3 separate regions of the Mus musculus genome follow, and all the other regions are linked to region 2. The links are chromatin loops, found by intact Hi-C in ENCODE. Cell type or tissue: heart. All regions are shown on one strand.

The links. Hi-C counts contacts between places; a loop is a spot of excess contacts. Peaks named below come from ENCODE experiments on the same cell type or tissue, not always from the same donor. Only the 100,000 strongest peaks of a DNase experiment are listed, where the experiment ranks them.
Region 1: a loop joins it to region 2, with 4 times the contacts of the local background. A loop is called at or near these places in 8 of 42 quality-filtered maps.
Region 3: it touches region 2 in a loop (6-fold over the local background); 3 of 42 quality-filtered maps call a loop at or near these places.

The regions. Positions count from the first base shown.
Region 1 is chr6:38,002,822-38,010,821 of GRCm38, forward strand. All of the region lies in intron 14 of Svopl (SV2 related protein homolog (rat)-like), which reads right to left. Among named protein-coding and RNA genes, the nearest start is that of Gm33494, 26 kb to the right of the region's middle. In heart, a CTCF peak has its summit at 4,858 (motif pointing right); no DNase peak of the experiment used is centred here.
Region 2 is chr6:38,156,148-38,164,147 of GRCm38, forward strand. D630045J12Rik (RIKEN cDNA D630045J12 gene) reads right to left here. Exons shown (of 20, transcript NM_194061.3): 11 at 1,901-2,097. Among named protein-coding and RNA genes, the nearest start is that of Gm52858, 20 kb to the left of the region's middle. In heart, CTCF peaks have their summits at 247 (motif pointing left) and 4,171 (motif pointing right); a DNase peak (open chromatin) is centred at 4,184; H3K27ac peaks cover 308 bases.
Region 3 is chr6:38,294,500-38,302,499 of GRCm38, forward strand. It overlaps Zc3hav1l (zinc finger CCCH-type, antiviral 1-like), which reads right to left and starts at 4,760. Exons shown (of 4, transcript NM_172467.3): 1 at 4,365-4,760; 2 at 3,453-3,588; 3 at 559-820. The coding sequence starts at 4,741. In heart, a CTCF peak has its summit at 4,795; a DNase peak (open chromatin) is centred at 4,792; H3K4me3 peaks cover 2,215 bases; H3K27ac peaks cover 2,627 bases.

The DNA.
Region 1 (8,000 bases), 150 kb before region 2:
AAAATAGCATAATCAGAAATGTACCAGGAAACTTTACAACACACACACACAATATTATAAGGGGATAGTTTTAAGTTGTAAAATCTAAACAAAATTGATGAATTTATAAATCATCCAAATCCCCAAAGTTAAATAAAACCAACAAAAACGACCATAACAAATAAGGAGATTGAAACAGTAAAAAAAAAAAAAAAAAAAAAAAAGCTTTCCAGCTTTAAAAAAAAAATGCCCAGGGCCACGTGGATTTACAGCAAAATTCTACTAGACTTTTAAAGATGTATAGCATATTCCTTTTAAATTATTTGAGATGGTGGGGAGAGGACTTCCAAATTCCTTCTATAGATTCAGTATTTCCTCATTACCAAAAGCAGGTAAAGACACAACAAAAAGGGCAAACTAGAGTCCAATAACCCTCAGTGACCATCCATGTTGAAATCCTCAAATACAGGCACATATCAAAAAAGACCATATGCCATGATCAAGTTGGCTTTACCACAGAGATGCAAGGTTGGCTCAACATTCATAAGTCATTAAGCATAATAAGTCATATAAATGGACTTAAAGACAAAAGTCATTTATCTCAATACGGTCAGAAAAGGCCTTTGACAAAATCCAACATGCCCTCATGATAAAAGTCCTAGAGAGAGCAGGACTGGAGGGAACATGCCTCAACATGATAAACATGATATATGACAACTCCATAGACAATACCATCCTTTTAAATGGAAAAACTTAAAGCAACCCCATTAAATTCAGGAATGAGACAAGGCTGTCAACTATCCACATGCCTTTTCCATACGTGCTTGACACACTAGCTAAGCAATAAGGAGAAAGACACCAAAGAGTTACAAACAGGAAAAACCAAATTACCCCTACTTGCAGATGATATATTATATATAACATCCCCAAAATTCCACCAGAAAACTATTAATGATCAGTAATTATTGCACAGTTGTAGGGCCCAAAGTCAAAACCCAGGAGCCTTTCTATATGTCAGCAACAAACATGCTGAGAAAAAGGGTTATGGGCACACTCTCCTTCACAATAACCAGTTGTTTTTTAATCTAGGAATAAGTCTAAAGAGGTGGACAATCACATAATAAAACTTTCAATTTCTGGAGAAAGAGATTGAGAAAGACCCTAAACAATGCAAAGACCTCTCATGTTCATGGATCAGTAGAACCGATACTATAAAATTGATCATTTTACCAAAAGCAATTTATAGATTGAGTGCAATCTCAATCAAAACCCACATAAACAGGGGGGGTGGGGAAAGAATACTAAAATATATTTGGAACCACAAATGACCCCAGATATCCAAAGCAATCCTCAGCAAAAAAGATGAATGTCTGCGGGTTATCATCCCAGAGGTCAGGCTATATTCCAGAGCTGTAATAATAAAACAGCTTGGTACTGGTACAAAAGCAGACAATGGAGATCAGTGGAACAAAACAGGAGAGCCAAACATAAGCGTGTAAGCAGAACCACCTGATACTTGACAAAAGTGCCCCAAAAATGCAGCGGAGAAAAGAGCATCCTAAGCAAATGGTGCTGGGGAAGTGTGATGTGCATATGAAGAAGAATAAAAGTGAACCCACATCTATCCATTCCCAATGGACCAAAGACCCCAAGGCAATGCCCGAAATACTGAAACTGCTAGAAGAAAACTCGGACCGTGCAAGACAGGTGTGGGAAAGGACATCCTGGATAGGACTCCATTTGCTTCAGGAATTAATAGCGACAATGGACATATAGACCACATAAAAGGCAATGGGCATATAGACCACATAAAAGACAATGGACATATAGACCACATAAAAGCGTCTGTACAGCAGAGAAAACACATGAAGAGGAAGTGTATGTGTGTGTGTGTAATATATATATATTACAAAAAATGAGTCAAAAAAAAACAAGTGATGGGCTGAAGAGGTGGCTCAGCAATTAAGAGTACTTGCCGTTCTTCTGGAAGATCCAGGTGGTCCTCAGCACCTCATCAAATGACTCAACCATCCCCAGTTTCAGGGGATCCATAGCCTCTGGCCTCTGTGGATACATGTGTGCACATACCCACATGCACACACACACACATAATTAAAAATAATAAAAGTAGAATTTTTAAAAGAAATAACCCAGTGTGAAAATGGGCTACAGCTCTGAACAGAAGTTCTCAAAAGAATAAATAAATGGCTAAGAAATATTTCAGAAGGTGTTCAACGTCCTTAGCAATTAGGGAAATGCAAATTAGAACTAGTTTGAGTTCGTATCAGAATGTTATCAGAATGGCTAAGATCAATAAGACAGCTAACGACAAATGTTAGTGAGAATATCGGGAAAAGAAACCTTTATTTACTGTTAGTGGAATTGCAAATCGGCATAAACTCTGAATATCAATGTGGAGAATTCTCAAAAACCTAAGAACAGATCTACCACATGGCCCAGCTGTACCACTCCTTGGCATAAGTGCCAACACCCTACTCCACAGATACATATGTTCAACAGGAAAACAGGAACAATCTAATGTCCTTCTGTTGCTGATTAAATAATGAAAATATAGGAGATAATACACAGCAAAATACTATTCAAACCATAAAAAAAAAAAAAGCATGAAACGTGTAGGCAAACAGATAGAACTCAAAAACATGAAGTCAGGCATTAATCCCAGCGCTCATGGGGTGGAGGCTAGTGGCTCTCTGAGTTCAAGGGTCAGCCTGGTCTATACAGGGAGTTCTCGGACAGCCAGGGGTTACATGGAGAGACCCTGCCTCAAGAAAAGAGAGGTATACTGAGCCAAGTAGCCCAGACCTGAAACAAACACTTCATGTTCTCTCTTATTTGTGAGTCTTAGCTCTGGGTTTTTAGATCTGAGTATGTAGCCAGGAGTCACCACAGAAACTAGGAAAGTTAGAGAGGGACCATGGGGACTTAACTGCAAAGGAGGAAGGAAGCCAGTGTAGACAGGGAGGGGGGAAGAAGGATAAAAACACACTAAGAGCATGAAAGAAAAGCCATAGGAAAATATAGTGGTTTATGTTTATATATACATACATAAAATATATTGGTTTATGTCTACATAGACAGACAGACAGAAAATATATTGGTTTATGTTTACATAGACAGACAGACAGACAGACAGACATACGTGTGTGTGTGTGTATAAAGAGAGGGGGAGGGAAGAAGGGAAAGAGAAAGGGGCAGTTATGACACTTGGGGTGATACCATGGACTATCTAATTAAAGCCCCAATACAAAGTATGGCAATCTGCCTTTGGAGTTGTTGGCCAGAAGAATCAGAGAGACTCCCAACAATAGAGGTTCTTATTGCTGTTGCCTTTGGCTGCTTCCCCAAAGTTGAAGGTAATAGCTATCGCTGAAGACAACACACACATTGGACACAGACTTGGAGGAATTGAGACGGAACTGACCTGGAAGCCTCTTCCCAGAGGACGAGTTCTCGTGTCTAATGATGCTATGCAAGCTGCCAAGAGAGAGGAGCAATCGCCAGCCCTACCTAGTGATAACATATAACTCCTACAACCACCAGCAACATGGCAAGCTATTCCCAATGGTGCAATGGTGGTACTGACATCTTAAGTGTAACCAACAACTGTCTAACAGGGCCCAAGGCTTGCTCAGCAGGAGAGAATTCAAGCCTGGTACTGCAAACCTAGTCAACCTGTAGCTAGGGGAGTCTCCCTAAAGGAGAGCCTGCTACCATTTTCCTGAACTAATATATTTGCTGTTTTCTAACTATTTACAGCCACAAATAAGTGTTGCTCTCATCCCTCATCAAAGAACCTTCGTTTTGCATCAGAAAGAGACGCTATAAAAATTCCCAACTGATCAAAAAGCAAAGAGCAGCTGACCATGGGGTGCCCAGCTGCAGTCAATGTAATACAATTAGCCTACACCTAAGGCTCAGAAACATCACAGAAGATGAAGCAGGAAGACTGTAAGACCCAGAAGACAGGAAAGTCTGCTACACGATAGTGTCTTCTGTACAATAGGGAGCTTTACCATGAAATCTCAACAATACAAACATGCCAGTGTGGATGAAGGACGCCTCACAAGGGCTCCGCTCCTAGATGAAAAGCTTCAGGCAAGTGAGAGCTAATGAGACAGGGGCACGCAGTCTTCTCTAGGTACAAGTCTACTGATACGGTATCCAACTCTTAGCTGGCAGCCCAAAGCACATACATATACAAGCAACATTAAATGGACTCGGTAGGCTGCGTGTGTGTGTGTGTGTGTGTGTGTGTGTGTGTGTGTGTGTGTGTGTGTGTAAAATAATAATTATGCAATCACAAACTTGAGAAGGAGTGAGGGGTGGACATGGGAGAAGTTGGAGAAAAAGACAGGGTGGAAATTATGTAACTACAGAACTCATGTGTAAAATTCCCAAATTAATACATAAAAACCTAGAAGATACAATAACATGATATAACTAATATGGTATAATAAGAGAATAACAATTTTATTTCATAAAACAAAGACTATTAGTGAGCTACATAAATACTGCTACAAAATTTTTTTTCTATGATGGGGCAGGGGCGGGGGGGGATTTATACTCCAGAAACCATTTCTTAAATTAGTCACTGAAAGAGGATTCAAGGTGAAGAGACCTCCTTCCTCTTAACAAAGGCTCCATTTGTTTGCCATGCCCCATTCTCTGAGTGAACTTTCCCACTGGCAGTCCTTTGTGCTGAGTTGTGTGCGTGCACGTGTGTGTGTGTGTGTGTGTGTGTGTGTGTGTGTGTGTGTGTGTGAGGCATACACTTGTGCCTTCATTTATTTGCATAATGGTCTCATCTTCATAAGATTGTCTTGTTTATGTTTGGCCACAAGAGGGCAGTCTTCGTTGCTTTGACACGCTACTTTCCCTAGCTGTTCCACACATCAGGCTGTGCTACCAGGACTTAACCACCCATCCATAGAAGGTCTCAGTATATCATACATCGCTGAAACACGGGACTCCTAATGCCATTGACCCTGTAGGTCTATATGCCCCTCCAAAGTCCCTATGTTGAAATCCTAATCTCAGATACGAGCATGTTCTTTTTGGAAGTGGGTCCTTTGGGAGGTGCTTGCAACCTTATAAAGCAGGCCACACGAGGCGTTTTCATGGATGCAGATACAATGAGAAGGTGGCCATCAGCCAGCAAGGCAGAAAGGGCCCTCACAAAATCCAACTCTACAGACATCTAATCCTGTGCTTCCCGTCCCTAGAGCTGTCAGAAAGTTCTGTTATTTATAAGCTACTCAGTCTGATTGTTTTGTTTTGTTTTCTGAAACAGGGTCTCACCTAGCCCTGGCTCTAAACTTACTAGGTAGGTGAGGGTGGCCTTGAACTTCTGATCCTCCTTCCTCTACCTCCCAAAGTGCTGGGATTGCAGGGGCTGGAACCCAGGGTTACTTGCATGCTAGGTAGACACTCTTCCAACTGAGCCACACCCCTAGCTCCTCCGTCTATGATAAGTTGCTATAAGAGCATGAGCTAAGATACTTGGCTAGGATTAAGGCACCTGATTCCCAGATGCTTCCCAGAAAAAAGGAGAATAGTCCTTGGTCTAGCTCCATGGAAGCTTTGTGCAGGTCCCTTCTGCACTGTAGCAAGCCTTTACTTTATAGTAAAATTCTCCTTTGTTTGCTTGGAATATGTGAACCTGGATTTTATTATTTTATTGCAGTCAATTTCTTAACAACTAGATACGTCAAAACATTCACTTTTGTTTTTGTTTTTGTTTGTTTTTGGTTTTGTTTTTTGAGACAGGGTTTCTTGGTGTAGCGCTGGCTATCCTGGAACTCACTCTTTATGTAAACCAGGCTGGCCTCGAGCTCAGAAATTCACCTGTCTCTGCCTCCAAGTGCTGGTATTAAAGGCATGTGCTTCCACTGCCCAGCAAAAAATTTGCTTTTAAAAATGCATTTGACTTAAAAATTTATATATTTAGGCTTTAGATTATGTAAACATATTACTAACTGATGTATATGGCTTTTACTTTTAAAATATATTTTGTGTGTGTATGCATATGGGGGGAGGGTGCTATATGTGCGCAGTACCTGAGATGTCCAAAAGAGGACATCAGGTATCACAGACCTGTGGTTATAGACAGATGTCAGCCACCCGACATGGATGTTGGGTGTTCGAACTGAACGTCAGTCCTCTGGAAGAACAGCAAACATTCTAAGCACTAAGCTATCTCTTCAGGCCTGGAAAGTTTATGCTTGAACTTATTGAATCACCTGTTGTAGAAACTAAAAGAGGAAAGAATCTTGTGAGAGGAAAGCCAGCTCCTAGCCCCACTCTCCCAGTGGATGGCGCAGCCGTCCTCAGAAAGGCACACAGAGCAGCCGACTCAGACTTGGCCGTGGGTACTTAAAGTGCAGGTAGCGGGTCTCCATCTCTACCATCTGCATCTCTGGGTAGAGCCCCGGAATATTTATGTCATAACGCTACCCTAGCACTTAAGACTGACAGCTACCACCAAGGAAAGCCTGAAGCAGCTCACTCCATGAGAAACCTTGGCAATACCTTAGGAGTGGACACGAAGCGTCCCAGACTTGAATTCTCCACATTCAAACTGGTTAAGGAAGTGAAGTACATAGTGGCTGATTGCACTAGATGGGATTTAAAGTGCCTTTGTTTCTCTTATTTTCACATTCCCTCTTCCCCTCATTCCCTCCCCTACCACAGTTCCTTAAAGGCAATAATAATAACAACAACAATAATAATGTAAAGCCAACTTGTTAAAGCTAGTTCCAATATCCAAACACTGCATCATGCATCTTGTTGGTGCTCGGTAATGAAGCAAATTAAACTCTTCCCCATGAAGATAGACTCCAGAGGCAGCAAAGGATGCTTCTATAGATTGAAATACATCTGAGCTTTCAACACACAGGAAAAAAGAAGGAGGAGCCTTCTTCCTGCTTTGCCGAGCGAGTGGCCTCTCTTGCAGAGCTGACACTGATACCTGTGTGGTCCTTGAAGAAGGTGTCCTCAGCGAGAAAGGTGCTGTTCCCGTGGCCTGCATGCTTTAGATATCATCTTGCCTAGAGTACTAAACATTTGCAGCCATTGTGTACCTTAACAAGAAGGAACTCATCTGTGGTCACAAAAATATTTTGTTCATGAGAAGTATGTATCTGAGGAGCACTTTGGCCTTGATTATTGTCATTATTATATAATGTCTCTCAAATGCTATGTCATATATGTCCCTAACTGCTTTGATTTAAGTAGTCTCATCCTCCAGATTAACATATGCAAATACGCTATTATTCACCCCTGCTTTAGAATGTGGAAGGCATAGGAAGAATGAGCTACAGCCGCCCAGAGTCAGGAGCCCACTTCATGCCCAGGAAGCCAAGCAGAGCAGAACCCCCCAGGCCTCAGGCCTCAGCCCACGTTGTGATCTTTTCTGACCCTTGCCAAGGCCCCTGGAATCAATGTGGCCTGATACATAAACAGTGCCAGATCCCTGGGGAGAACGCTACTGGTGACTGAGAACCCAGAGTCTCCATCCCCACTGGAAACTGGGAGAGAAAGCTGGCCTCAGGCAGGCTGCTCACAAGGAGACTGGGTGCCCCACCCACCCATCCCTCCATCCCCCAACTGGTAGGCTGTTCTCTGCTACATGTGAAATAGGCTGGAAGGATTTTCAAAAGCAACAATGAAAGACTTAAGACAGGAAACTCTTTCAGGGGAGTTTAAAAACTTTGTAGACACAAAAATTCCCTCTATTGAAATATAAGAAACATCTTATGATATGGCTTGATGGTTAAGAGCACTGACTGTTCTTCTAGAGGTCCTGAGTTCAATTCCCAGCAACCACATGATAGCTCACAACCATCTGTAATGGGATCCAATAACCTTTTCTGGTGTGTCTGAAAACAGTTACAGTATACTCATTTGTACAAAATAAATATTCTTTAAAAAAACGACAACAACAAAGATAGGATTTTATCCCAGCCTGTGCCAGACTTTTGCCCAGCCCCACCTCCCGGTGT
Region 2 (8,000 bases):
GGGCCATAGATACTCTCAAGTCTCTTATATGAAATACAAAATGACTGTCTGTAACTCCATTCTCTTGTAATCATGCCTACATAAAGCACTGTGCACAACACTGCAGATAGCTGCCATGAACGGCTTTAAGAATAATGACAAGGGGCGGGAGAGATGGCTCAGAGGTTAAGAGAACTGCTCTTCCAGAGGTCCTGAGTTCAAATCCCAGAAACCACATGGTGGCTCACAACCATCTGTAATGAGATCTGGTGCCCTCTTCTGGCAGGCAGAAGAACACTGTATACATAATAAATAAATAAATCTTAAAATAATAATAATAATATTGATGACAAGAACAAGACTGTAATTCAACATCAACACTATTTCCCCCGAGTATTTTTAGTGCACAGGTGGTTGAATCCACAGAGGGGACTGGAGCGCAGAGCAGGATAACCGTATCCACCTGGAAGACCCTTGTGACGAGGGAGCCGACTGTCATTTGCCATGAGGCTGCTGGGGAAAAAGCATTTCTTTGAAAACTTTTACAAACACGTTAAATCATCTTTTCTGATTTGCTGCTTCTGGGCCTGGGAAATAATTAAGCCAAGAGCATCTCCCTGCAGAATTCAATTTCTTCCCTAAGGACCAAGCACCAACATCCCTCACATTCTTCAAATAAGCCAGGTCCCCAAGGCAGAAGTGACCTCACAGGTTTGGATGCTGAACACTGGTACGGACACAGGCTTCTTCACTCCCAGCAGCCAATCAAAAGCCAGAGTTGGGAATCTTGAGGGGAGGTGGTCAGAGAGACCCTCAGAGGCCGAAACTATGAATGGAAGCCAACTCACACGGCCTGATCCTGGCTTTGTCTTCTTCAGGTTAGTTCCCACAGGCAGAGGGCAACAAGTGCCTTCCTGGCAGTTTGAAAAATTAATGCACATTTCTCCACAAGCTCTGTTTTCTGGACAGGAGGGACTGGAGGGAGACTGGGAAAGGACAAGGAGGGGCGGGTGAGAGCCTGTGATGTGCTAACGAAGGTCACAAGCTGGGAAGAAGCAAAGAAAAATGGAGGGCTTGATAAAGATCACCTGCAGACAAAGCAGGAGGTCACAGCCAGCTACCAGTGGATGGATCACAAGCACACGAGGCGTGCTGACTGACTGTGTGCCATGGGCCGTGTACTTTAACTGGTTTTTGGGTTTTCTTTTTTTTAGATATTTATTTTATTTATATGAGTACACTGTAGCTGTCTCCAGACACAGCAGAAGAAGGCATCGGATCTCATTACGGATGGTTGTGAGCCACCATATGGTTGCTGGGACTTGACCTCTAGAAGAACAATTCGTGCTCTTAGCTTTTGAGCCATCTCTCCAGCCCTTAAGGTTTTTTTTTTTTTTTGGTTGTTTTTTTTTTTTTTTTTCCCCCAATCCGTCTATTTATTCCAGAGAGAAGTGTGCGACAACACCTGTGCAGAAGTCAGAGGACAACTCTCCTTCCACCATGTGGGTTCCAGGGATCGAATCCAGGCCATCACACTTGACAGCAAGCACCTTTACCTGCTGAGCCATCTTGCTGGCCCCTGCTGTTCCCTTTTCATTCATTTTTTTCTTGTATCACCTTCACAAAGCTTAGGACAGTCACCACAGGAAACACTTCTAGCTGTCTGATTCACAATCCAACCTGGGAGCAACCCAACACAAATAAGCACTGGGCGGGAAGATGTCACACAGCCGGATCCAGAGGCCCAGCAGAAGGAACAGAAAATGCTTCAGGGTTTATGTGTAGAACTGGAGAAGTCAACCGGCCCCCAGGCTGCCGGCCCAAGGCAATACTCATCACTTGTGTTTCTGATATCAGAATAAGCCACGAAAGCGGAAACAGAGTCTGCAGCAGAGAACAGTCTAGAAAGCGCAGTACTAACCTCCCTCTGAGCCGTATGTTCTTGGAAGGGAGCTTTGACTTGGGGCTCGGCACATCTCCGTTTTCTGAGGGTGTGGTGTGGTCCTTCACAGGGCCTGGCAGTGGCGCTGGCTCATGAATAATCAGGATGTCGTCTTTATTGTGCTGGCCCAGATGCTGCTTAGCAAAATCGAAGCCCTTCACGCTGGGGATCTGCAGCTAAAACACACGGGGTGGTTAGCGTGAAACACAATGGGTGGTTAGAGTAAAACACACGGGGTGGTTAGCGTGAAACACAATGGATGGTTAACGTGAAACACAATGGGTGGTTAGCGTGAAACACACGGGGTGGTTAGAGTAATACACACGGGGTGGTTAGCGTGAAACACAATGGGTGGTTAGAGTAAAACACACGGGGTGGATAGCGTGAGGTCCAAGGGCAGCAAGAGACTGAGGGCTGACCAGAGGCCCGTGACCCCTGACCCAAGGCTGCCAGCAAAGCCACCAACCCAGTTCAACAAACATCTCTGTAACAGATCGGGTGCCAGGTTCTGTTTATACTTAGAATTCATCACAGATGCTTATGAAAGATTAAACAAGAACTTGAGGATTAAATGTCAAGACCACAATACAAAACCATTCCAACAGATCACCTGCTCCACTGTCACAGACCTGTGTGTGAGGCATTCTCTATAGGGAAAGGGGCTTCAGAGACTTGGCTGTAGATCAAATTGTGAGATGAACGGAGACTACCAGAGGCTGAGAAGAGATTACAGTAGCTGCGCTCATGGGGCAGAATGCAGTGGGGAGGCGGAGAGAGGAGCCAGGCTGCACACAGAGCATTCGGAACGGCGGCTTTTAAAGTCAGCCTCTGGACAACCAGCCTCTATTTCTAAAGAGGCAGATTTCTAAAATCTGAGCAGACTCGAAGACCCAGCGACACCACGTGCGTGAAATCAAGACAGTCTGCCCACAGACTAGCAGAGAGAGAGAGACAGAGAGAGAGACAGAGAGAGACAGAGAGAGAGACAGAGAGAGAAAGAGAGACAGAGAGATCGCAACAAAGAGAAAGAGAGACAGACAGACAGCCAGAGAGACAGACACACAGAGAGATAGAGAAACAGAGAGAGAAGAAAGGTTGGCTCTCCCTCTCGAAATCAGTGGAAGGGAAAAGCCCGGCAGACAGAAGAATCCAAAGTTGAACAGGTAATGAATGGCCTGGAAGCCTGGTCCTCAACAAGGCAGTGACATTAAGGGTGGGTCTTTAAAGGAGCAAAGGAGATAAAACAGCAGACTTCCTTTTCAACATGGTTAGTTTGAAAGACAGAGGAGATGTTCAGTCTGAGAGGCGATGCTGGCGGCTGCCTGTCCAGTGACATGCAAGCATGAGTGTAGAGTCTTTGTTAAGAGAACATCTAGCAAGTTGGAACTGGGGAGAAGCAAAGGAAGCATGAAAGAAAACAGGAGACTTCAAAGGAACAGGCCCATTGGAGAGCTCAGCGGACCAGCAACCAACGGATAAAGCATTCCTAGAAAGGCCCACAGCCAAACGTCTTCAGAAGCACCCTGTACTCGCTGCTAGACACAGGCGTTCTCTCTGAGGACACCAAGGCACCCAACACCACACCCAGAATCAGAGCTTGGGGGCTGCACCTCCTCTAGACTGTAGCTTCTGAGCCTCTGAGGGAGGTCATGCACAGCACTGAGATGCACAGTACCATGTCTGGTGACATCATTTTAATGACACTGCAAGGACCAAGGGTGAGTATTAACAGTTTCCTCAAATCCAGCCTGCACAGTATAGGAGAATGGAAGTGCATTAAAAAAAAAAGCAGCTCCGAGGGGCTGTAGAGGTGGCTCAGTGGTTAAGAGCACACTGCTTTTCCAGGGAACCCCAGGTTTGCTTCCCAGCACCCACATGGTGGCTCACAACTGCCTGTTGATTCCAGTTCTAGGGGTCAACTCTTCTGACTTTTGTGGGCTCCAGGAACATGTGGTACACACGCAAACATGCAAGCAAATCACTTAGGCACATAAAAATTAAAAATTAATTAACTTAGAAAAAGATGAAGTTGCCCAGATGGGTCTGCTCATTGGGAATGCTGCTTGACTTTATCAGAGTCCTAAGGAATGCTTTCACACAATATACTATGTATAGGAGCAAAGGTGATGTCATAATGCATTACTTTACGGCTCAAAAGTGATGCTGTTGGCTTAGCCTTGTGACCTAATACTCTTAATGTTAAACATCCAAATGGGCAGGGAAAAGGCAGTCTGCGATAATGACTTCTGCCAGCAGAGGGAGACAAATGGTACTGTAAGGATAGTTTACAAAGAGTTGCTTGGAAACAAAAGGCAGACCAGCTGGCAACCATATTCTCTAATTAATGAGCTTCCTTTACTAGAGCAGGCCGCTGTTCCATGCATTTCTGGACTCAGCAGCACCTCATGGGAAATGACAAACCCAAAACCAACTGCCTTCCCCCAAATGGTCTACTTGGTCTCCTTGCAGGTGGACAAACATTTCCTAGTAGCAGAGGATCCCCCTCCCCAGACTCTTTTAAAAGTCTTGTTGCCCCTTACTGAAGAGAATCCCAGCTCTTATGAACACAGTAGCTTCTTGGAGTGCTCTGTATAGAGAATAGAAACCTCCAGACACCAAATACCAAGGACTCACCGGGCTTAGTGGGTCCCTTTTGTCGAAGCACAATAAGGCTGAAGATGGCTTCCTCCTTCCCTATCTTAACTGTATTTCCTGTGTGTGTGTGTGTGTGTGTGTGTGTCTGTGTCTGTGTCTGTGTGTTCAAATGTGAGTGCAGATTCCCACAGAAGCCAAAAAGGGTCTATGTATGCTTTGTATGTATGTATGTAAGTGTGTGTGTGTGTGTGTGTGTGTGTGTGTATGTATGTATAAGAAAAATTTTTTTATCTACATCAAAAAAACAACCCAAAGTTTTAACTTCAAATCAAAAAAGCAATAATAGAGCCAAGATGTCAGGCATCTTTGTTTTCTTGAACTCTTATTCGTTTCTGCAGGAAACTTCCATTAGGTTCCTTTAGTTACTGGACACCCGGGTTGTGTTCCAGTCACCTGACCCCATGCTGACCCCTTCCTCAATGAGTGTCCCCAGGAGCGGCCTCTGCTCATTGGCATGTTGTCCCTCTGTTCATAGCAGATTAGCTCTAGAATAACACATTTGGACTTAAGCATGAATAATGTACTTGAGGGGCCAGAAAGATGGTTCAGAGGTCAAGGTCACTGGTTGCTTTTGCAGAAGACCTGGGTTCAATTCCCAGCACCTACACAGTGGTTTACAACCATCTGTACCACCAATTCCAGGGGATCTAAGCCCCTCTTCTGGGCTCCAAGGGATCCTCCATGCATGTGGTACACATACACACACTTAGGCACACCACATACATACATAAAATAATCAATACATTCTTAAAACAACACACTTAACAGCAATCAGCAATATGCCCTTCATAAGGCCACACTTGCTACCCCAATATTTTTTCCTTGTTTTTTAAATTATTTATTATTATATGTAAATACGCTGTAGCTGTCTTTAGACACCCTAGAAGAGGGAGTCAGACCTCATTATGGATGGTTGTGAGCTACCATATGGTGGCTGGGAATTGAACTCAGGACCTTCAGAAGAGCAGTCAGTGCTCTTAACCGCTGAGCCATCTCTCCAGCCCCCCTTGTTTGTTTTAAGTTACCATAATGATTCAGCTGAGCTCTTAAAGGCAAAGCATCTATGTATGTATGTAAGTGTGTGTGTGTGTGTATGTATGTGTGTATGTATGTATGTGTGTATGTATGTATAAGAAAAATTAGGTAACTCTTGAACCAAAAAAACAAAGCAAACAAAAACAAAAAAACTCAAACTACTTTAACTATTAGGATGGGTTCCTGTCTATCAGACTTATATACATTGTTCTAACTTAGGAAATATGTAATTATAAATATTATTTTCATCTTGAAATTATAAATCTACCCATCCACATAATTCTCAAGTGTCTGTCCAGCCTTTTTAAGATGGCTAGAAGATTGACAATTTGACACCAATTACTCCCAACTAATGAGGAAAATCCCCAAATGAGCAATTTCCAATTTTATACATATGTTTCCCTCTGAGCTACATAGTCTCTTAGCTTCTTCATACATAAAGTGCCTCCACCTGAGAAGTAGCAGACAACTGTGGCCATCTGAGCAGCTCGGCCTTTGGCTAAGAAACTGTGGGGAGCTTGTCTACATATTCCCATAGGAAAGACAGCACTTGTCTTAAAGAACGAGGTACGAACGAGCGTAGTTACCCATGACAGGGCTTGCTTTAGTCAAATTGCAGGAGTGACAGCCCATCCCTCTAAGCAAAGGCTTCTGAAAGAATAATGTCGAAACAGACACACAGCGCTGGCCCCTGCAGGACCCTCCACATAGGCCACGACCAAGCAGTGACTGCCTCCCCTTAGAGAATGGCAGGGCTCGGGTCAGACACAAACATGGCCACATGCAAAAATGCTTTATTAATGCCAAGGCTATGCAAATGAGATTGGTGGCCCTCTCACTGCTACTGGTTGATGAAATAAATCCCAAGTAATGAATATAAATAGTGGATCCTTCAGGACATCAGCTACAGCTATGTACGGAAGTTTAAATAAAGTATTTTGTGAATAGCAACGTGACACACAGTAGACCCTCCACAAACAGCTAAAGCCTGAGTGAAATACAGGATGGCCCAGTGACACACCAAGCTTACCAGGGTGATAAACCAAGACTCACCCCCAAGACACAAGTCCTGTGGCCCACTGCCGATTTCAGCTCACATCCTTAAACATCCTCATGAGAGCCCAGCTCACAGGCTGGGGAAGTCACCACCTTCAACCACCATAAAAACAGGGCAACTCATCTGTGCTTAAACACAACACAAAAGCCATCTACACAGAGAAGATCAATAAAGCAGTGCCCCGCCCCCGACGGGGAGTTCACGGCTCTTAACATACCCCGAACGTCGCTTTCTGAAGCACTAGGAGCTAGTTTTTCGGTTCCTTAAAAATAAAATCTTGACTAAAGCCAGGCTGGCACTGTATCCCCATCCTCCACGTGAAAATGGGCTTTAATCAGTTTCTCATAGGAGAGAGATCATGGTGAATTTGAGTCTTTAATATTCAAATTACAGCAGTTATTTCTGAAGAAAGATGGTCCTTTTGTTCTTTCTTTTTCTCAACCTATCATCCCAGGGACAATCAAGTTGTCTGGGCCCCATGGGAACGCACTGCTGACAAGTCAGGGAGGTGTAGGCGAGCAGGTCAGCCAAGTAACAAGAGAGAGACGTGATGAATTCTCAAACATGTGAGCCATAAATATAACAAGACCCAGATGGAACAAAACGCAGCAGTGAAGCCCCAAGTGCCCAGGCCTGTCTGATCCCCAAGGACAGGGCAGTTAAGATGGCCATAGAAACCATACAGCAAACCCCAAAAGAGTCTGACCCAAAGAACCCATGCTGGTGTGGGGAGTGCCGTTGTAGAATTTTATTACTTGACTGATAACAATTGGTGAAAAATCTCCACAGCCATCAGGTTGTCTCCATTTAAAGAGTGAAGACAAGGCAGAGTTATAGCCACCTGTTTGTCCTCCCTGTGGCCACCAGGACCCCGTGGTCTCTGAGGTGGGAGAACACTCCAAGGTTCTGGTACCCAGCGGCCACCCTGAATCATGGGTAGCAGCCGGGGTGACTGAGACATGAGTGCTAAGAATGCAGAAGGTTTCAGCAGAGTCTAGAGCTAGGAGGAGCACTGCATTTCCCCTAAGCCACCACCCACAGAGCCTTCCCGAGTGACCACTGCAAGCGGACAGCTGTCCAGCCTGCTCCTCTCGTCAGACCCTGCCATGGCTGCCTGTGTCCCAGCTCCAATCTCACATGCATCTACAAGCCTCTTAAGAGCGTCCTCTGTTATATGGTTTAGGCTATGCTCTTCCTTACAAGCTTGCTCCAACTCCACTTAGTTCCTTACAACCCAGTCAGGGTTTCTATTCCTGCACAAACATCATGACCAAAAAGCAAGTTGGGGAGGAAAGGGTTTATTCAGCTTACACTTCCACATTGCTGTTCATC
Region 3 (8,000 bases), 140 kb after region 2:
TCCCCTCTTCTGGCTTCCTCTGCCTCCTTCCTTCATACACACCTATGCGTTGGAGAACACACACACACACACAACACAAACAAATAAAGTAACAACCAAATAAAATGTTGACAGTCTTAACCTTTCCAAGGAAAAGGCTGCAATTAGCACAGGAAATGTTTTGTCTGCAGGCTGACTTCCATTCACTGCTCCTCCTCCTCCACAGACCAGAAAACCTCAGCACACCTCCTCGCCGCCCCACACCTCTTGGTGATGTGTTAAAACAGCGGCTCCAGTCTGAACATGGCACCCTGGGCCTAAACAGTTCCACGTGTAAGAAGTTTATTGGGAGAGACAGAGAGGGAGGAAGGTGGAGGCAGAAAGAGAAGGGGGAAAAAGAGAGAGAGGAGGAGGCATTCCCCTTATTTATATGGAAAATGATGTAACACAGGTAAAGGTGAGAGGTGAGCCAAGTGGATTCTGGGAATATGTTGCCTGTTATCTTGGCAACAGGTCTGCAGGTCATGCGGTTGCCTATGTGATGTCACATATGTTTGGGAGGTCCCCATTGATGCCTACCTTTCTCTTCAAGCATCTTGTGCAACTTCTTATGTCTGTAGACAGAGATTATCTGGAAATTCACGACGCTTGAAACACTAAGTTCTTGGTCCTCTAGCAACTTGAGGGTGGCAGCATGGATGAGCTGGTGGGAGCGTTTGCAGGGCTGAAAGGGGCATTCACCTCGCACAAAGGATTTGCACACGTGAAACTTGTTGCATCTATCCTTGAGGCTGCAGTAGCCATAAAGGACATCGACACCTTTGTTGTACATCTGACAGACCTGGGGCAGAAGCGAAGCAAGGTTTCAATGGTTTTCACTCTTACCTGTAAGCCAATAAACTATAGCGGTACTAAAAGAGAAGTTAACGGCATCTTTGGGGCAGGGGAGCGTGGATGTGCGCATGCGTGTGAAGGCCAGCGTTCAGCACTGGGTGTCCTTTCAAGTCATCCTCCACTTTTTTTTTTTTTTTTTTTGAGACAAGGTCTCTCATGGGACTTAGAACTCACTGATTCAGACAGGCTGGCTGATCAGCAGGCCCCAGGGTTCTCCTGTCTCTCTTCTCCACCATTATGACTATGGGGTATGGATACTACCACGCCTGTATTTTTTTCTTTTTTAAAGATGTGCGTGTGCGTGTGCGGGTTATATGCATATGAGTACAGGTGCCCATAGATCCCCTAGAGCCAAAGTTATAGGTAAGCTGCCCAACATGATTGCTAGGAGAGCTTTCTCTAACATGCATGGAGTTTTGGTTTGATCCGCAGCACTGAATAAAACTGGGCATGGCTGTAATCACCTTAGGGAGACAGGGGGATCAAAAATGCCTCCAAACCTGGTTTTTAGGAGATGCCAAGGCTAGAACTCAGGGCTTTGCCCATGCTAGGCAAGTACTCTAGGAGCTGAGCTACCCCTCTGGTCCCTGTGCTTTGGGGTTTGTTTGTTTGTTTTTTGGTTTGGTTTGGTTTTTTGAGACAGGGTTTCTCTGTGTAGACCTGGCTGTCCTGGAACTCACTTTGTAGACCAGGCTGGCCTCGAACTCAGAAATCCGCCTGCCTCTGCCTCCCAAGTGCTGGGATTTGTGGTTTTGTTTTGAGACAAGATTTGTTGTTACCCTTTCGCCTCAGCCAAGTGTTGGGATTACAGGAGTGAGCTGCCAAGCATAGCTTGTTTTTGTTTTTTGAAAAACCTCCAAAACTGGTTGCTCCATGTATGAGAGTTCTCAGCATCCTTGCCATAATTTATCTTTGTTTTATCTTGAATTGGGTTTGTCTTTTGGTTTGCTTCATTTTCAAGTGACGCTCTTGCTGTGTATCCCAGGCTGGCCCTGAACTCTCAAATCTTTAGCCTCTAGAGAACTTCATCATCACACTGTCTACTTTTTCTCCTTTCTTTTTCTCCCTCCTTTCTTTCTTTCTCCCTCCCTCCCTTCCTTTCTTCCTTCCTTCCTTTCTTTCTTCTCTTTTGACAATAGCTAATCTAATCTGGTGAACTGATTCACTATGGGTTTTTGTTTGTTTTTTAAGACCGGGTTTCAATGCCTGGAATTATTTGGACTGGAGCTCACTCTATGACCAGGCAGGTCTCAGACTTTCAGAGATGTTTCCCCTCTCTGCTGCTGCTATGGTTACAGGGATGCACTACCACACAGATGCTACACTACTCCCTATATACAACCCAAAAAAACTCACCAGTAAATATATCTAGTTTTTAAGGTCTGTTAATAAACCCTACTTCATATGAGCTCTCCCCAAAATTCTTTCCTGCATTGAAGCCATGGATCTGATTTTATCAGGGCTCAGGTCCCTCAAAGATAAGAAAATACCTCAGGCTGTAGAAAGAGACATTCTGGATGGAAGTGTTTGTTCCTCCTGCCTCTGACAGGAATGTCTACAATGATCATGCCAGATTAAAATCTTATAGGGGGCTGGAGTGATGGCTCAGAGGTTAAGAGCACTGGCTGCTTTTCCAGAGGTCCTGAGTTCAAATCCCAGTAGTTCATAACCAGTTACAATGAAATCTGGTATCATCTCCTGGTGTGCAGGTGTACATGCAGGGAGAACATTGTATACATAATAAATAAATCTTTTCTAAAAGATAAGAATTGCCTTTTCTAAAGATTTATTTATTATATATAAGTACACTGTAGCTCTCTTCCGACACACCAGAAGAGGGCATCAGATCCCATTACAGATGATTGTGAGCCACCATGTGGTTGCTGGGAATTGAACTCAGGACCTCTGAAAAAGCAGCCAGTGCTCTTAACCTCTAAGCCTTCTTTCTAGCCCCAAATAAATAAATCTTTTAAAATTATTTTATGGGTAGTCTCATAAATTTGAGATGATTCTTTTGTTAATAAATTCACAGAAATAGAAACAAATGTGTTAATTTTACCACTCCAGCAAATAAAAATGGGTAGTGTTTAAGTATCTGGAACCAAATCATAGTACTTAAAAGCAGTTAAAATGGGGGCTGGTAAGTTGGCTCAGTGGGTAAGAGCACCCGACCGCTCTTCCGAAGGTCCAGCAACCACATGGTGGCTCACAACCATCCGTAACGAGATCTGACTCCCTCTTCTGGAGTGTCTGAAGACAGCTACAGTGTACTTACATATAATAAATAAATAAATCTAAAAAAAAAAAAAAGAGTTTCTTTAAAAAAAAAAAAAAAAAAAAAGCAGTTAAAATGAACATCTAAAGTGGTGGTGGGAGGTGGCTCCCTATCACCTTCGCCTTTGAAGGGGCGTGGATTAGCAGAACAGAAAGCTAGCCTCAGCTAAATGACAAGTTCACTAACATCCTGGGCTATTTAAGATCCTATCCCAACAAAAGAACACAAACATCGAGGGATAGACATCAGTGAGAGAAAGCCTTGCCACAGTTGATGGTAGGATGGCGACTTCTCAAGGACTCACCTCTGGGAAAAGGCAGGGGTCGTTCTGCAAAAGCAGGATTCGCAGCTGCCCTTCATTGAGGCCAAAAAGCCCCCGGCTTTTCAGGACTTGGACGTTGATAGGTGTGTGGATATCATGGGACAGAGAACAGGTAGACCTAGAAGAGTTCAAAGCAGTCAGGAGGCCGGGTCAAGAAGAGGGAAGAGGCTGGTGGGTCTAACTCTGCCTAGGGCATTTCCACTTCACAAGTGAATTCCCCAAGTACTAATAAAACAATTCGGATTGAGGCAACTCAGCTTCCAGGGGTCATTTCCCTGTTCTGTGAGTACCCTACCCTCAGGCTTTTTTGAGATTACTTATCTGTTTTTGTAAAGACTAAAACGTAATCTTCAGGCCAACAACAGCTGCTGGCCTCTCTTTGTCCACCAACACTACAAAGAAAGCACTAGAAAGCTTCCCGGATTGCTGCAAAGCACTGGGCTTGGGCTATGCAGCACTATGCCCTCACCCCATCCTGCCACCAGTTTCCTGCGATTGGACACCAGATTTTTAAGCGCGAAAGGGCTGTGGTTATGGAAGGAGGGAGAGAAGGGAACAGAAGTTCCGCGGGCCATAAAGCCCCCAGGTGTCCCTCAAGCGGCATTTGGCATAAGTGAATTCAAAAGTGGCAACACGGATTCAACCGGGCTGCTGTTGTGGAACATCCTAGCATCCTGGGACAGGGACAGCAAATTGGGGGGCGGGGGGGGGGTGAATAATAAACCTCAGTGGAGAGACCTTCCATATTATTTCTCTCGGCGACTAGGTGCACAGGGCGGCCAGCGCGAAGGCCTTTGTCCCATCCCACCCAGGCTCGCCGAGAAGCATCCGGAAGGCGCATCCCGCCCGCCCGCACCCACTGCCCCGCTGGACACTGAGGACTCCGCCCCTCACCAGCAGTCGCGGTGGGGGCACTTGCCCAGCATGTGGCGGCGACACAAGTGCAGCTGGTCGCAGCCCTGACACTCCCCGCGCTGGTAGCGGGCGCAGAGGCGCGCGGAGGACACGGCCATCACCCTGCAGGCCGTGGCGCCGCCGCCTGAGCCCGCGCCCGCGCCCTCGCCCGCCGCCACCTCGGCCTCTGCGTCCCACGGGCCGTCGCGCAGCTCCACCTCCTGCAGCAGGAAGCGCTCTGGACCCGCGCGCCGCAGCACGGCCCGCAGCTTCGCCTCCGACAGCTCCACGTGGCCGCGCAGGTCCTGCAGGAACATGCGGCCGCCGTGAGCACACAGCACCTTGGTGAGGAACGCGCACAGAGTGAGGTCCGCCATGGCCCGCCAGCGCGTCCCCGCCAGCCCGGGGCCTCCAGGCTCCTCCCCGCCGCGGCCCCGACCGGAGCCTGCGAGCTGTAGGGGGCCGGGCCTCAGAAGGCAGGGCCTGAGCCCCTGCAACATTCCTGGCTCCTGGGTTCCTGGCAGATACCGGATAACAGGGAGGGCTGCAAAGAATGTAAACTGCTGAAGTGGTTCTCCCAGCCTGGGGGCGCGCGCCTGGAATGTTAGCTAGCACCTGGGAGGTGGGGGCAAGAAAAGGCCGAGATCAAGGCCAGCGTCCTTTGCAAAGGGGAGTTGGAGGCTAGCCTGGACTACATGACACCCTGTCTCAAAAAACCTAGTAAGGAACCAGCACAGTGGGTAAAAACTTCCTAAGTGTTGGGGTCCATGAGTCGCCCCACGAGCTTACACAAACCCCGATTTCAGTCAGATAGGGATGGTTTATTGAACACACACCATAATACTGATCAATCAGCTCCATGCCTCAGATGGGATTGAGCCATGATATTGTTGATTTTTCTCTGTCAGCTTATAAATAAACATTTTTCCTATTGTCAAATTGGTGACAATATACATAAACACCCACTAAACCTAAAAGGATTTTCCTTCCTAACAATGGACAAATTCCTAGCGTATTATTCCTCTACGGAGTGGTCGAGAGATATTCTATGGTTTCGTCGCTATGATTCCTTAATGGAAAAGAACCCTGTTGCTCCTGTAGAACCTGCCTTTCCCTGTGTTCCCTCCCTACTAAGAAACGGTTTACATGGAATCCTTATCTGCTTACCAGGGAGCCCAGCCGAAAATGTAAACTGAGAAGTGGTTCCTTGGGATTACCTTGTAAAGGGTCTGCTCTCAAACAATCCTTCTCTGTTTGCCTCTGAGAGAAGCCGACCTAAGATACAACTGAAAAAAGAAAGATTCAAGTTGAGAAAGGGGTTAGAGAGGAATGAAAACCACATGCACACAGAGAGAAGAGACGTTCAAGCAAGATAGAGATAGGGAAGAATTTTACTTCAAGGGCACTGATGTTGTAAGCAAGTGTATCCAGAAGTTTAATAAGACTGATTCTGTATGTTACAGAATAGATGGACTGGGAAGACAGCCCAGTGGATAAAACACTTACTAGACAAGTGTGAGGCTGGAATTTGAATGCCCAGATCCTATACAAATACAGGAAGATGTGGGGGCCACTTGTAATGCAAGCACTTGGTAGGCAGTGGCAGGATCCACAGGGGCAGCTAATTGGCTAGACTAACCAAATGGGTGAGATCCCGACTCAGCCAAAGACCTTGCCCTTAGAAATATATTCAATTTCAGAATTCTGGATTGTAATTCATTCCAGATTAAAAGTCTGAATGAGTACCGTGAAAAAATTTGAAATTCTGCCATCTTTTCAGAGAGTTTTTAAATGCTAGAGGCCTGATATCATATAGGGGTATGGTAATTTGAATTTGCTTGGCCCAGGGAGTGGCATTATTAGGAGATGCGGCTTGTTGGGTAGGTGTAGCCTTGTTGGAGGAAGTGTGTCACTGTGAGGGTAGGCTCTGAAACAAGTTTTCTCCTGTTTGCCTTCAGAACAATATGTAGAACTCTCAGCTCCTCCAGTGTTATGTCTGCCTGGATGCTGCCATGTTTCCTGCCATGATGATAATGGACCTAATCTCAGAACTAGTAAGCCATCCCCCAATTAAATGTTGTCCCTTATAAGAGTTACCTTGGTCACGGTGTCTCCTCACAGCAATGGAAACCCTAAAATAGAAGTTGGTACCAGGAGTGAGGTATTGCTTTGATAGGCATGATCATGTTTTTTCTTTGGAGAAATGTGGACTTTGGGACTTTGGATTTGGGAAGCAATGGTATGCTTTAAGTGGGGCTTAAAGGGCCATCCTAGTAGGACCATAAAAGACATTGGTGCTGAGGATGATCTGAACTGTGCAGACCTGGCCCAAGAGGTTTCAGTGGAGAAGAATTTCAGTATGTGGCATAGAAACTATTCTTGAGATATTTTGGTGAAGAATGTAACTGCTTTTTGCCCTTGTCTGAAGAGTCTACCCGAGGCTAAGGTAAAGAGAGTTCAATTAATTTCATTGACAAAGGAAAGTCTCAGAAAAGCCCAGCAGAGACTTTGTTCTCTGGAGTAGTCTCATGAAGAGTGTTTTGATGAAAAGGAGCAATCTGAGAAAGTAAAAATACAAAATGTATGGCTCAAGTAATAAAAGGGCATCACAGAGTGGAATGGGGCTCAATTCTGTGTTCTAGGAGACAACAGATTAAGGGAGTGGAGACTTTGGGGCAAGATCCCACCCAGCTAAGTTTACCATTTATGTGTTTGCCATTGAACATGGTGGAATGGGGCTCAATTCTGTGTTCTAGGAGACAACAGATTAAGGGAGTGGAGACTTTGGGGCAAGATCCCACCCAGCTAAGTTTACCGTTTATGTGTTTGCCATTGAACATGGAATAGTTGTACCATGTAAGGCTTTATTATTAATTGGTTATTGTTTTCATTCAGACTTTTTTTTTTTCACAGCACTCATTCAGACTTTTTATCTGGAATGAATTACAATCCAGAAATGGAGGACTCAGGCTTTTGATTCAGCTCTTGAGAAATAGTGGCCATGAAAAGCTTAGGTCCAGCCATAGTAGTACAGGCCTTTAATCCCAAGAGACAGAGGCAAGCAGATCTCTCAGTTCAAGGCCGACCTGGTATAGAGCAAGTTAGGTGATACACACCTCTAATCCCAGCATTCAGAAGTCAGCCATGCAGATCTCTGAGTGAGGTTCAAGGTCAACCTACAAAGCAAGTTTTAGGACAGCCAAGCTTAGGCAATGAAGGAGTTGAAAAACAGAAAGCTGATGATAATGTAATAGAACAAGGGGGCCAAGTTCCAGGTTTAGCAAGCAGCACTTGGAAGCTTCAGTCATGTGGTTCTGGCTTTAGAGTCAAAAGTAAAAGGGACAATTGATGCTGGTTAGCTGGAGCTATGAAATTAGCAGTGATTACAAAAAGATCAGCATCAATGAGGTGAAACCTTCTGGCAAGAATTTTCTAAGAGCACAAAGAAGTTATGTTCCAGAGATAGCCAAGGCTGTACCTACCTCATGCTTGATCTACCTGGACTTTGTAATGTGTAAGAATCACTCAAGTGGTACTGGTTTTGAAGGCATGAAGAGCATCTGAGGCTTGGCACTGGTGAGGCCACAGAAGGTGATGGTACAGCCTCAATTGCAGTTGACAGCCCAGAACTAAAGG